2 separate regions of the Mus musculus genome follow, and region 1 is linked to region 2. The links are chromatin loops, found by intact Hi-C in ENCODE. Cell type or tissue: gastrocnemius. All regions are shown on one strand. Each heading gives the region's core, and the rest is flanking DNA. Links, peaks and the distances in the headings are about the cores only.

Region 1 (6,330 bases), core at 2,077-4,576, 210 kb after region 2:
TCTGTTTCCTATTTCTAGTTGGAGTTTCAAGGGCTTCCTCTTTCTAATTGCTTCCTCTCTCTCTCTCCCTTGGTTGCTAAGCGCTGTGGGGTCCAATGTTTCCTCCCTTCTCCTATCAGGGCCCAGTTGTTTTTGTTGTGGGAAGTCTGAGCCAATGGAGATTCCATTAGGAATGCAGGGTGGGTGTCTCTATGAGGCCAGCCATCAGGGAATTTTCATGGGAAAAGTAGAGGGTTAGCTGAATGACTCTTGATCAGGCAAAATTAGCATATGGCTAGTACCACTTCTGCATATGCATTTATATACATATTGCTTTCCGTATGTGTGTATATATTTCCGTAAATATGTATTCATCTGTATATGTTTATGAGTAGTACAACTTCATTCATTCATTCATTCATTCATTCATTTGGTGATGGAAATCAAACTCAGGGCATCATCCCTGTTTTAAAAAAAAATCCCTTGCCAATCATACATATCCCTAGTCCCATTATTCCCCACCCTCTCTATCCTTATCCTCATCCATTTGCTGAGCTAGGGATTAGCGATTGATCCTAGCGCTTCCTTCACATTGGGCAAGCATTCTGCCTCTATGTTTTATCTCCACCTGCTTGTCTTTTTCATTTTGAAGCTGGTCTCACTCAGTGGTCCAGGCTGGAATTGGACATACTCTATAACCCATGGAGGCCCTGAATTGTCCATAATCTGACCTCAGGCTTCCATGCAGTAGGGATTACACATGTACCAGCACTCTTGGCTCCATTGTGGACCTTTTAAAGGAGAAGGTCATTGTTGTCTCCCCTCTGTCTTCTTCCTTTCAATTGAGCTCCCTGAAGTACAGCCTTCTGCTCTCCCTGAGTCCTGCCACATCCAAGGTCTTCCTTCCATCATTTGCTTGAGTAGCTCTGACCTATATCTTCCTTTCTCTGCTCCTGAACAAAGCATGATCTACCCATCACCACCAGGGATTGGTGGAGGGAGGGAGGGAGGGGGAGGCTGGAAAAGCAAGGCTTTGTCACCAACAAGTTTCCCACCTTTCGCATAAGGAAACCGGCACATCCCACACTATCACAGAGCAAGCCAGTCCTGGTGTACGGCAGCCAGATGCTGAGAACTGTTCATGCTGTGGGCTGAGGCAACACGAAGGAGACAGCTCCCACGAAACGAGGAATTCCATTTTCCAAGTCAATCCCAGCAAGTCTTGCCATTCTGAGATTTTGAAAGGCCCTAACCAGATTACCTAAGAGTTTCTGTTTTTCTCCCCTCTCTTTCCCACAAAAATACTACATTCAGGCAAATTCTAGTAGTCTTTCTCAGTTGGTTTCTCCCAGGAGCATCTCCCACCTCTTCCTGTGCCTAGTTCACATGGGTCTCTGACTATGAGTGAACCCCATTTAACTTCCTCTGTCCTTAACTGCTGTTGTGACCATCGTTACTAGCACCTGCCTTTAGGTTTCCTCTCCAAGTCTGTCACTTGGGAATAAAACCTGTCAAATATTTTCTGGGTGGTGCTTGGTTGCAGCACTCCACCATTTACCATCTCATGACCCATAGCGGAAAACATCAATTTCATTCCCCCATCCTTGACCAGGAGGATTCTGGCAATCCTGATGGCATCTACACATCTCTGGGGAAAAAGAAGAAATGATCCTTGGAACTTCACATGCACGAGGCAGATGTGAGCTTCTGAACTTTGTGCGACAGGGGCACAGTGCAGAGACAAAAGGGAAAGAAATCGATTCATCAAATAGAAGGGATTCCATCCCATTGAAGTACGGGGGTAAAACAGAGGGGGAGAGAGACTTTTTTGGGACTACTTGGTTTTGTACAGAGCAGGGAAATTATCTACTCTTTGCACCTCCCCCATCACCATATGCTTCTTTTAAAACCCCCTCCTTCTGGACTTGAAAGGACCAGAATTTGATGGTATTCATGCGTTTGAAGTCCTGGGCTATTGGAAACTTCCTCTAGTTTTGTATTTATCACACAATATAGTGAGAAATGAAATCCAAGCTGATTAATAAAGTAGAAATAAGTGATGATCAGTTAGCAAAAAGAATTAAGTTAAGCAGGTAACTTTTAAAAGGGGGTGGTTAGTCTTAAATAAATTGAGATAGGTTCTGGGACTAAGTTACTTGGGTTCTTCAGTATCCAATGAAGGACAGTAAGTGGGTTACACCAGCAAAACACTGAATGGTAGACATCCCAGGGCTGGGACATGTTGAAACAACTTCCTTAAAAAACAAGTCAAATTTTCTCAGTATCTTGCCTTGAGATATAATGAGAAAAGCAGACAGAGTGTAAGACATGGATAGAGGGCAGTGTTACAGGGGAATACCAGAAAATATATGGCAACATAGTACACATGTATCCCTGACACTTTATACCCTGTTTCATGAACGCCACCTTGCTTCTGTCGCAGCCTCTATTTTCTCAAGAAAAGCCATTGTCTTCCCTTTTTCCAGGAAAATTCAGGCGGTAACTCATTGGGGACCCTGAACAAAGAGTCAGTGGGAACTTACAGAAACCAGAGACATTACAACCCATAATTTCCACCAAGAACAAGCCTCTCCTAACTGTCTGGTTTCTCCGAGCCCCTCGTGAAAATTGCTTCTTAGTTTAGGCTCTTGACATTGGGATTTTCAGATCCAACTGTGGTGGGCAGGTGATGTGGAACAGGGGAAAGGGACGGAAGGTGTGCAGTGAGTGGCTCTTGGGCTCCACAGACCCATTCGAGATCCTGAGCCCTGAACTGGCACTCCAAGAAGACCAGCTTTCTCCAGTTTCTTGGGGGAATTCAGAAAGCAGCCCATATCTGCATCGTACGGTCTTGGTCATACCTTTGAGGTCAGTTTCTTGACTCATAGGATGTGTTTTGCGTAGTTGTTTCGTGTGATTGGGAATGATGAACATCGGTCATGTTTATGCATCTACAGTGCTGACTGTGAGTCCGAGTGCTGGTGATGCCCATTGTCACCATTCAGCCTGGGTTCTAGCATTTCCCTCTGTTCACAAAGTCAGTGCTCAACTAGAAAGCAGCTCGGCCAGCTCTTACAGCCCCATCTTCGCCGTCACAGCTTTGTATAAATTACAGCTACTGTCTATTCTCCTCTCCTGGGTCATGTGGACAGAATAACTGGACAGACGGGGTGAGCATCAGCCCCTACTAAGCAGCATACACCTGCACCCCAGGCTTCTGGCTTGCACCCATGTCTCCCCTATATTTTCTAAAGGAAAAATGTTTCTGGACTCACAGTACCCCCTCTTGGCTGACACAGGGATTTTTTTTCTTTCCCAGAGATTTCTATCTTCTTTTTCAGTGAGATGGCTCTCTATTGTAGGTCACTGAAGTATTACTTCCAGCTCGAAGCCTTCATTTCTCTGAAACTCTGTGCAGCCTTTCCTACCTCACTGCTTTTGAAAGAATAATCACAATGTTCTTGGAGCTGAGGAGATGGCTTGGTCAAGAAAGTGCTTGCTGTATAAGTATGAAGGCCTGAAAGGAGGCTCCCCGAGGCTCCCTGGCTAGGGAGGGGAGTCAAAAGTTGGGGCTCAGTGTTCAGTGAGAAATGCTAACTCAAATATGTGGAGGTGGGGAGAGAGTGAAGAAGTTACTCAGAATCAGCCTCTGGTCTCCAGACATACACACCTCCACAAGCGTGTGCGCGCGCGTACACACACACACCAAGAAAGAGAGGGAGAGACAGACAGACAGACAGACAGACAGACACACATGCACATTTACACACAAAGAGAGAGGGAGGGGGTGACAGAGAAAGAGAGAGAGAGAGAGAGAGAGAGAGAGAGAGTTAAAAAAGTACTAAAGTACTAAAGTACTAAAGCTATAACTGTTGAACAGTTGGATGCACCTCTATCAAGAGAAAACTAGACATCTAGAGACTGGGGGTGTAGCTCAATAGCACAGCATTTGCCTAATATGTGCAAAGTGCAGGATTTGATTACTACCCCTTACACACACACACACACACACACACACACACACACACACCAAATCAGAAATCCTGTTTACATTTATAAAACATAAGTTCAATGCCTGAGTGCTGAGACATGCTGCTGCTATGTTCTTCTACAAAGAAAAGTAAAAATGGACTTTTCTTGATAGTATTTTTCTACTTAGGTAATTGCCAAAATTGCCCTAGCTTGTCCCTTTTTCTTCTGTTGCAAATATGAGTTCAACTACAGTATGGGCTAAGTGTATTCCTGTGGACCATTCTGGAAATCCTAACACAATCTTTCGGCAATAGTTTGCTAAAGAAAAGTGAACTCAGAGCCCTCAAACAATTGCTTTAGAGCAAATGTTGGAAAATATTAACTACTGTAATTTAAATGGAAAGTGGCTGGAGAAGCCAATTTTAAAGCCAGTTTAATACCTGGATTCTATGGCTTTTATCTTCTGAATCATGGCATCAGCTGAAGTTAGCCCTTAAAAAGACGTTCATCTGGGCAGAGAGATGAATATCTGGACAGATATCAATTCTTCTTTTAGAATGTTAAAAGAAAATGCTAACTACATGCTGATTTCATGTACTCTAGAATGTGCTAGAAAGTTATTAAATTCATTTGTATAACTAGCCAGTGCTACTTGATGAAAAAAAAAAAACCCAACCATTTCATCATTTAAATGCTTCCTTTCTTGAATGTAAATTAAAATAGTACAATACCTTGTATCTTTCTGTTTCAAGGTTTGGATTTAAATTACCTTTGAAAAAGATAGATTAGTGGCTGGAGGGAGGGCTACGTACTTGCGATACCTTGCTATTCTTCCAAAGGATGGGAGTTCAGTTCCCAGCCCCTACATCATGTGATCCAACACATGCTTCTTGCTTCCATGGACACCATACATATGTACCAAACATAAGCGGATGCACACAGAGATAAATACAAATAAAGCTTACAAGACTTATTTGCTCGGATAATTAAAGTGGTATTGATTTCATGCTTATATGATCAAACCTTAGATGCAGTCTTGGTGTGTGCTTGTGTGCGTGGTATATGGATGTGTGCACACATGTGTGCAGATGTGCTTGCCCAAGTAGCATCTGTGGAAGCCAGAGTTTGAGGCTATATTCTTCCTGATCACTATTGCCTTATTGTTTGAAGCGGGGCCACTCATCGAACCTAAAGATCACTGTTGTTTTAGCTAAGATCAGGTGACTAGAAAGTGCCTTAAAGGCTCTTGTCTACCAGTCCCCCTGTGCTGAGGTCACAAGCACACGCCGTGGCCTAGCTTTGACATGGAACTGTGGATTGTAGCCAGCTCTTTCCCCACTGAGCACCCCCCTGCACCACCACCACCACCACCACCACCCCCGTCCCAGGAACTTATTCTGATGTAGAGATCAGTAAGGATCAAAACGCCACTGTTTTATTCACAAACGATTTAAAAGTTCCAGTTGCTAAATGTGAATGTAAATAAAGTAAAGCCTTATAAATCTGTTTTCAAATAACTGAACCATTAATAAAATAACAAACAAGATAGTATGACAATGGATGGGCATGGAAATATAAATTCAAAATGTTTTTTATGAAATGTTTTTCTAATTGGGTCATAATTCAAGGTAAAGATTGCATAATTTTTCTTCAAAATGATTTCCATATTGATAGTCCCTCTCAACAGAAATGACACAGATTAACGTCATGGGTACATACCACCCAATCAATTTTTTCAAAATTCTGTGAAAATGCACATTTACATAAATCCTAGATGCATAAGTTAGATAACCACAGGACCACAGGGAAAGTAAGAACAATGTCCTAAAGTATGACGTGTACAAGGAATCTTAATTTATTGCCCATCACGCCGTCATTTGACCTGACATATTTGCATCTTTGAAAAAAAAGAGGGTATTCTCTAATAATATATGTTATTTGAATGCTAACATTTGGGTGCTACAAGCTAAAACACCGAGTGATGGTGTTTTCAAAACACCCCTTTTAAATTATTTTCTTAGGATCCAAGTTAAAAACAGCAGATGAAATGGTATTTTCCCTTTAATTAAATAAGAAACATCTGTCTGGGGGATTTTTGGAAATGAATATAATCCATCCACACTCTGCCTGTAGTATTTTGCATCTAATGTCCAGTATTTTGAAAGAAAATTCTTTCTGTAAAGAATTAGAATGTCAAGCACCCCAGGTTGCAGTCTGGATCTACTACAGGGCAAGTCTCACCTCCGGACTTGGGAACTAGAGAATTACAAATACTCCAAGCGAGTCCTTTATCAGTCTCCACCTCTATATTTGAGGACCAACCCGATTCTCTATAGTGTAGGTTATTTTGTAACTCTGGCCGGCCTCGAACTCACAGAC
Region 2 (6,330 bases), core at 1,791-4,290:
GAGGATATGCCTAGTCCTGCTGGGACTAGATATCACAGGACAGAGTGGTTCCCAAAGAGGGGATCCCCCTTTTCTAAGGAGAAAGGGAAGGACCAATGGAGAAAGGGAAGGGACTGGTAAAAAAGAGTAGAGAGAGTGGGTACCCTTGTCTCATTCCAGATTTTAGAGGAAATGTTCTCAGTTTTTCTCCATTTAATATAACACTAGTTACATAATTGTCATATGAAGCCTTTATTATGTTGGAATATATTCCTTCTATTAATTTTTTTCAGGGCTATTACCATGAAGGAATAGTGAGCATACTCAAAACCCCTATGAGATGTATTCACATGGGACATGACTATCTTTAAGTCTGTTCATGTAGTGTCTTATAGCTATTGATTTGCACACAGGACAAGCTTGCATGCCTGGAAGGAAACCGACTTGTTCTTGCTGTGTGCTCAGCCCAGTGTGCTTTTGTATCAAGTTTGTTAGAATTTTATTGACAATTTTATGCCCACCAAGGAACCTGGCCCAGTTTATTTTTGCGGGGTTGTGTTCCTATGTAGTTTTGGTATCAAAGTGATTCTGGCTTCAAGGGATGAGTTTGGTATTTTTCATCTGCCTACTATCTTCTTAGAGCTGTTTGTGGAACACTGATGTTAAAGAAGAGCTGACTCTACTTTAAAAGCTTAGTAGACTTTGGCAGTGAGTCCTTTAAATCCCAGTCTTGTCTTTGCTGGGAAACTTTATTACTTCTTCAATGCTATGGATTGTTATGGAAATGCTTAAGTTGTTTATACTCGATTTAATCTTGGCAGGCTGGATATGTCTAAGAATTTATCTATTTCTTATAGTTTTCCAGCCTTTCTGGTATATATTTCAAAGTATTCCCTAATGATACTCTATATTTCATTGGGATATGGAGGAACCTCGCTAATCTTATTACTTTGGGTTTCCTTTCTCTTTTCTTTAGTTTAGCTATGGATTTGTCAGTTTTGTTTAGGATTTCAAAGAATTAACTCTTTGATTTTCCCTATGTATTATGCTTATAGTTTCTGTTTCATTAATTTATTCCCTAATTTTTATTGGTCCTTTCCGTCTGTAAGTTTCAGGTATAGGCAGTTCTTGTTATCCTAACTCCAGGAAGTGTATTATTTGTTTGAGGTCTTTTTTTAATGTAAGCATTTGTAGCCTTAAACTTTCATTTTAGAAATACTGTAGCTATATTCTTTTTGTTGTTGTTGCTTTTTTATCTATATCTCTATATCTATCTAGCAATCAATTATCTATCAATCAATCAACCAGTTATCTATCTATCTATCTATCTATCTATCTATCTATCTATCTATCTATCTATCTACCTATCCATCTATCTATCCATCACAGGGTTTCTCTGTGCAGCCCTGGTTTTTCTGGAGCTCAATCTATAAGCCAAGCTGACCTCAAACTCACAGAGACCCACCCACCTCTGTTTCTTGAGTGTTGAGATTAAAGGTATGTGCCACCACCCTCTGGCAATGCTGTGATAGTCTTGAGTTTCTGGTAAGTTGTTTTAATTTTCATCTGACTCTAGGAACTAAAAAAAAAAAAAAAATCTCCTCCCTTATTCCTTCAGGGATTCATCTGTCATTCAAGACTGCATCATTCAGCGTTTGTGTAGTTGTACAGTTATTGCAATTTTCTTGTTATTCAATTTATTATACTGAGAACTGATAAGGTATAAGAAATAGTTATTATGTTGACTCTTTACCATTTGGCAAGACTTCACTTGTGCCTTAGAATGTTATCTGTCTTACAAAAGGCCCCATACTCAGCTAAGAAAATGCATACTTGGTATCTTGGGTGGAATAACCTGATACTGTTAAGTCCATTTGATCTATGCTATGGTTTTGTTCTGGAGTTTCTTTGTTAATTTTTCATTTGGATGTCCTGATGAAGTCATTCTTTATCATTGCATAAAGATCTATCTAACCATCCATGCCCATTGCTGTTTCATGAGACAGAGAGCCCCAATTATTTAGTGCATATATATTTATTATATATTCGTGGTGAATTGTGCCATTTATTGCTAGGTAGTGACGTTATATATTCTTTCCCCCTATTTTGGTTTGAAATGAACATTATCAGATTTCAGAATAGCTAGGCCAGCTCGTTTGGGGCTTCAATTTGCTTAACGGTTTGTCTTACATCCTTTGGCTCTTCAGACTGTGAGTGTCTTCAGTACTGAGGCATGTTTCTTGGAGACAAAAGGCTGGGATTCCTTATTAGTGAACAGAGTCCACTTACATTTAAGGTCACCATTGGAAGATAATTACTAATTTCTGTAAATTTTATTGGTGCTTTTTCTGGTTGGATTATTATTTATCATAGCTCTCTTATTAGTATTAGAGGTTTACTGGTTGACTGTTGGCCATGATAGATTACTTCCTAGCTCTTTCTTGATCACCTATTTCCTTCATGAAGTTTATTCTTTGTTCTCATCCTTGAGATGGTCGTCCTCTTCTATGTAGAAATTCCTTTAAGCGTCTTCTGAGATGTTTGCTTCGCGGTTATGAATTCTCTTAATTTGCTCTTCTCTAGAACCATCACTCTTTTCTTTGTTATTTCTAAAGTTAGCATTGCTGAATGTAATGATCTTGCTGGCAGTTACTTATTAGGGCTGAAACGTGTCATTATTATTCTTTTATTTTTTAAACATTTTCTTCATGTTTTGTGAATGTCACATCATGCACCCCAATTCCAACTTCTCTCTCCATTTCTTTGTGTCCCCTTTGCAACCTCTTCCCACAAAGGAAAATAAAAAATAAGTACATAAACAAAACAAGACAAAATAGCATGTCATAGAAGCTGTAATGTGTCGCAGAATATCTTTTTGTCCATACTTCTTTGCTTGCAAATGTTCATTTTAGTGAGTAATTCATCTGGTTCGAAGCCTCTGGCTCCTGCTCCACCATCAGTACTGGGTCCTCACTGGAACTCCCATCAGACATCCCGTTGCTGGTCTGTATCATGGAGATCCTGCAGCATTGCATCTGCAGGACTTGATGCTTCAGGAGTTCCAGTGGTTCATTGATGGGGTAGATGTTGGGGTGGACCAACTCAAAGCCCTGGATCTGAGCCTGGGCACTAGCTGAGTTGGCTATCCAGCTGGCTTTCCTGCACCCACACCATTAGGGCGAGCTCTCCAGCACTGCCCTTGGCTAGCTCACCCAGTGCCACAGCTGACAAGGGTGGGGCCAGACCTCCTGCTTTCATACCCTCGGACAACTCACCCACACCCACACCCATGCCACCTGGGTCAGCTCTACTGTGCTGCCCAGGACATCATCCTTACTCTCACTTTTATTTGTTTTGGATTTAAGGTTATGAATGAGAGATTAGACATGTGTAGCTTTCTGAGTTGGCATTTCCCCCTTATACCTTCAAAAAAATTTTTTTTGTTTTTTCCTTTTTTTAAAAAAATAATGTACTAATTTGTCCTCTGAAGTATAGTATGTCATGGATATGTTCTGCTCTCATCCCTGTTTGGAACTGTAAATGTCTTTATGTTTGGATGCCCATTTCTGGAGATTTTGAAAAGTGCTTGTTGTAATTTTATTGAACAGACTGTCTATTCCTTTGTGTTTACCTCAGCTCTTCTTCCTGCCCATGGAATTTTAGGCATGGCCTCTTGATTGGATCTCAGAATTCTTGTGTTCTGTGGTTGTATTTGCTTATTTTTCCCTTAACATTGTTTGATTTTAGTATTTTACTGACTTCGTCCTCTAGCTTGATGGTTTATTGCTGATATTTTCCACTGTGAGTTCTCTTTGACTCATTTCCAACCTTTCTATTTTTCTAAAAAAGAGAAATCTGAAAGACTCTGCTGGAGTTTTGTCCCCCATGCTTCTGAGTATGCTCTTCAGAGTTCTGATTTTCTCATCCGTTCTGCCGGCTTTTTCTTGGTTGGCACTGACTTTCCTCTATAGATCCAGGGTTGAATTAGTCTACGTGGTTTAGTCTCTTTCAGGTTTTGCTTGTCTTTACTAGTAAATCTTTGAAGTCTTTATCAGACACTTTACCTCATTCAGTGTCTTTGGGCTCAGTAGCTAAGGAATTATAAACAGGGATACTGGTTTGCTTTTTTACATATCACAAATAAATGTAGAACACTACAGAGGGGACCCTTGAAGGGAGTACATTTAACTCTATCTGTGGGTCAGATGTAGATATATTCCATAAAACGTGGGTCAAAAGTATTTGAAAAGAATGTGTTGTTCTAACAACCTTTCCATCATTCCCTATGTAATATAATAACTATTTGCATCACCTGTGATTATTTTGAGTATTACAAGTATTCTAGAGATGACTTATAGTGTAGCCTGGGTACAAGTTATATGCACACATTGTGCTCCTTTATATACGGAAGCTGCACACCCATCTGTAGATCTCAGTATTGAGGAGCCAGCTCTGCAAGGACTTCATGGGAGAAGTGTACTTCTCACCGAGTGGGAGGACTTTCTGCCCAGCTTTCAGAATTCAAAGGGCTTGCTCATGCCCTGAGGAAATGCCTCAGGGAAGGCTGCCTGTGAGTTGACTCAGGAACTCACTTGTGAACTGCTTCTTGGAACCTAACTTATTTTGTAAGCAAAAGAACTTTTCAAAAGTATTCCTTCTCATCAACTTTAATGAAGGGTTTTGAACATTTTGGTAATTTTTTTCTTCTTTAAGCAACTTAGGGCAGTGAGATACAAAGTAGCTCACATTTTAACATAAGTGAGCCATTCTTTTCCATGTCATAATGATCTTCTATGCCAGAATCACTCTTCCCTTAACCTAATGATGCAGGTTGGCAGACAAGAGAGGTTAGAGCAAGGGTGGGTTACTCTCTGATAACTCTAGCAGGTGTGTGGGCATCATTAGCAGGATTCTTAAGCCCATTTAGTCTTCAGTCCACAGTGACTCCAATGCAGAAGCAGAGCAGGAACGGATATATGAAGACATCAAGGTTTCCAAGCCATCTAAAAGAGGTACTCTAGGGAGCATGGGAGATGCTCTGTGGGTAAAGAGCTTGCTGCACAAGTGTGAAGACCTGATTCTGAATCCCAAGAACTCTTGTAAACTTGTGTGTGGTAAATGACAGTAATTCCAGTGTTCTTACAGTGAGACAGGAGGTGGCTACAGGAGACTTTCCTGAAACTTGTGCCAGTTAGCCTGGTATATGTAGTGGTCAACAACAAATCTTTTGTCAAATAAGGTGAAAGATAAGGAACTACACCTAAATAGTCCCCTGGCTTTCATGAATATGTCATTCACATATGTGTCTGCATTCACATACAGGAATATGTGTGTGCATATACACATGAACATGTGCATGCATGCACATGTATACACAGAGATACATACACACTCAGGACACTCTGTGTGTGACTCTTATTGAGAACTCTAATTGTGCCAAATAATTAATCGCTAAACAAAATTTAAAGTTTCCCCAAGCCCTCTCAATTGTACTTAATAGCTTCTTCCTGGTCAATATATCCAGGGCAAAAGCAGGTTAACAACATAAATAAACCACTAGATTTTCTCTACGAAAATACACTTATTTTTTTTCCTTTCCTAATAAACTTAAAACATTAAGAAACACAGGCATTTGTAAGCCCAAGCAAGATGGCTGCAGGAGAGAAACAGCCACAAGCTTAACTGTCTCCAGATGTAAACCCTCGCTCCGTCTCCCTCCCCATTTTTGTCTGGAGTGAAACTCCGATGGTAGACTGTTTTCTCATGTGTACTTAAAAGTGAGAGACACAGATTTGCAACTTCAGTGGTAAACACTTGCCTGAGTGTGCTCTGTCTCCAGCTTCCGTGGATCTATGCTAAAGCCCAGGGGAATAAGAAAGTAGATTTCTTAACAGCGATAGGTCAAAGGTATAGACTTTTAAACCTTATGATTAGTGTCATTTAAAGTATCTCTTTAGTTCTAACCTTAAAAGGACAATTTTCTTGTAATGACTCACTGGCTGCTCATATTAAGAATGAAAGGGAGACAGACAAATAGACAGCCTAGTTACATGACAGAATAAGATCATGGTATGCAAGGGCTTCATTCCAGTGTTAATAATCGGCTGACTTTTGAAACAGAAGCCAAACAGCACATATATTATTAAGTGTGAGACTCCTTACATCCTGTACAGTAACTCACATGAAGAAATGTTCAGTAAACATATTTAAATGCACATACATATGTATGGTATATACACAGATATGTGTGGAAGCTTTATTGTATTTAAATCATGACATGTATAAAAGGGGGGATTTTTATTTTCATTTTCTCTAAAGGAGCCCCCCCCCCGAGCTTAGTGAGTGTTTTGT

Evidence for each region. A loop is a pair of places that touch in the nucleus more often than their neighbours do. Peaks named below come from ENCODE experiments on the same cell type or tissue, not always from the same donor. Only the 100,000 strongest peaks of a DNase experiment are listed, where the experiment ranks them.
Region 1: it touches region 2 in a loop (5-fold over the local background); 2 of 42 quality-filtered maps call a loop at or near these places.

The regions. Positions count from the first base shown.
Region 1 is chr2:12,294,261-12,300,590 of GRCm38, forward strand. All of the region lies in intron 2 of Itga8 (integrin alpha 8), which reads right to left. Among named protein-coding and RNA genes, the nearest start is that of E030013I19Rik, 3.8 kb to the right of the region's middle. In gastrocnemius, for the core only: no CTCF peak of the experiment used is centred there; a DNase peak (open chromatin) is centred at 3,196.
Region 2 is chr2:12,086,683-12,093,012 of GRCm38, forward strand. No RefSeq gene overlaps it. Among named protein-coding and RNA genes, the nearest start is that of Gm34768, 190 kb to the left of the region's middle. In gastrocnemius, for the core only: no CTCF peak of the experiment used is centred there; a DNase peak (open chromatin) is centred at 3,121.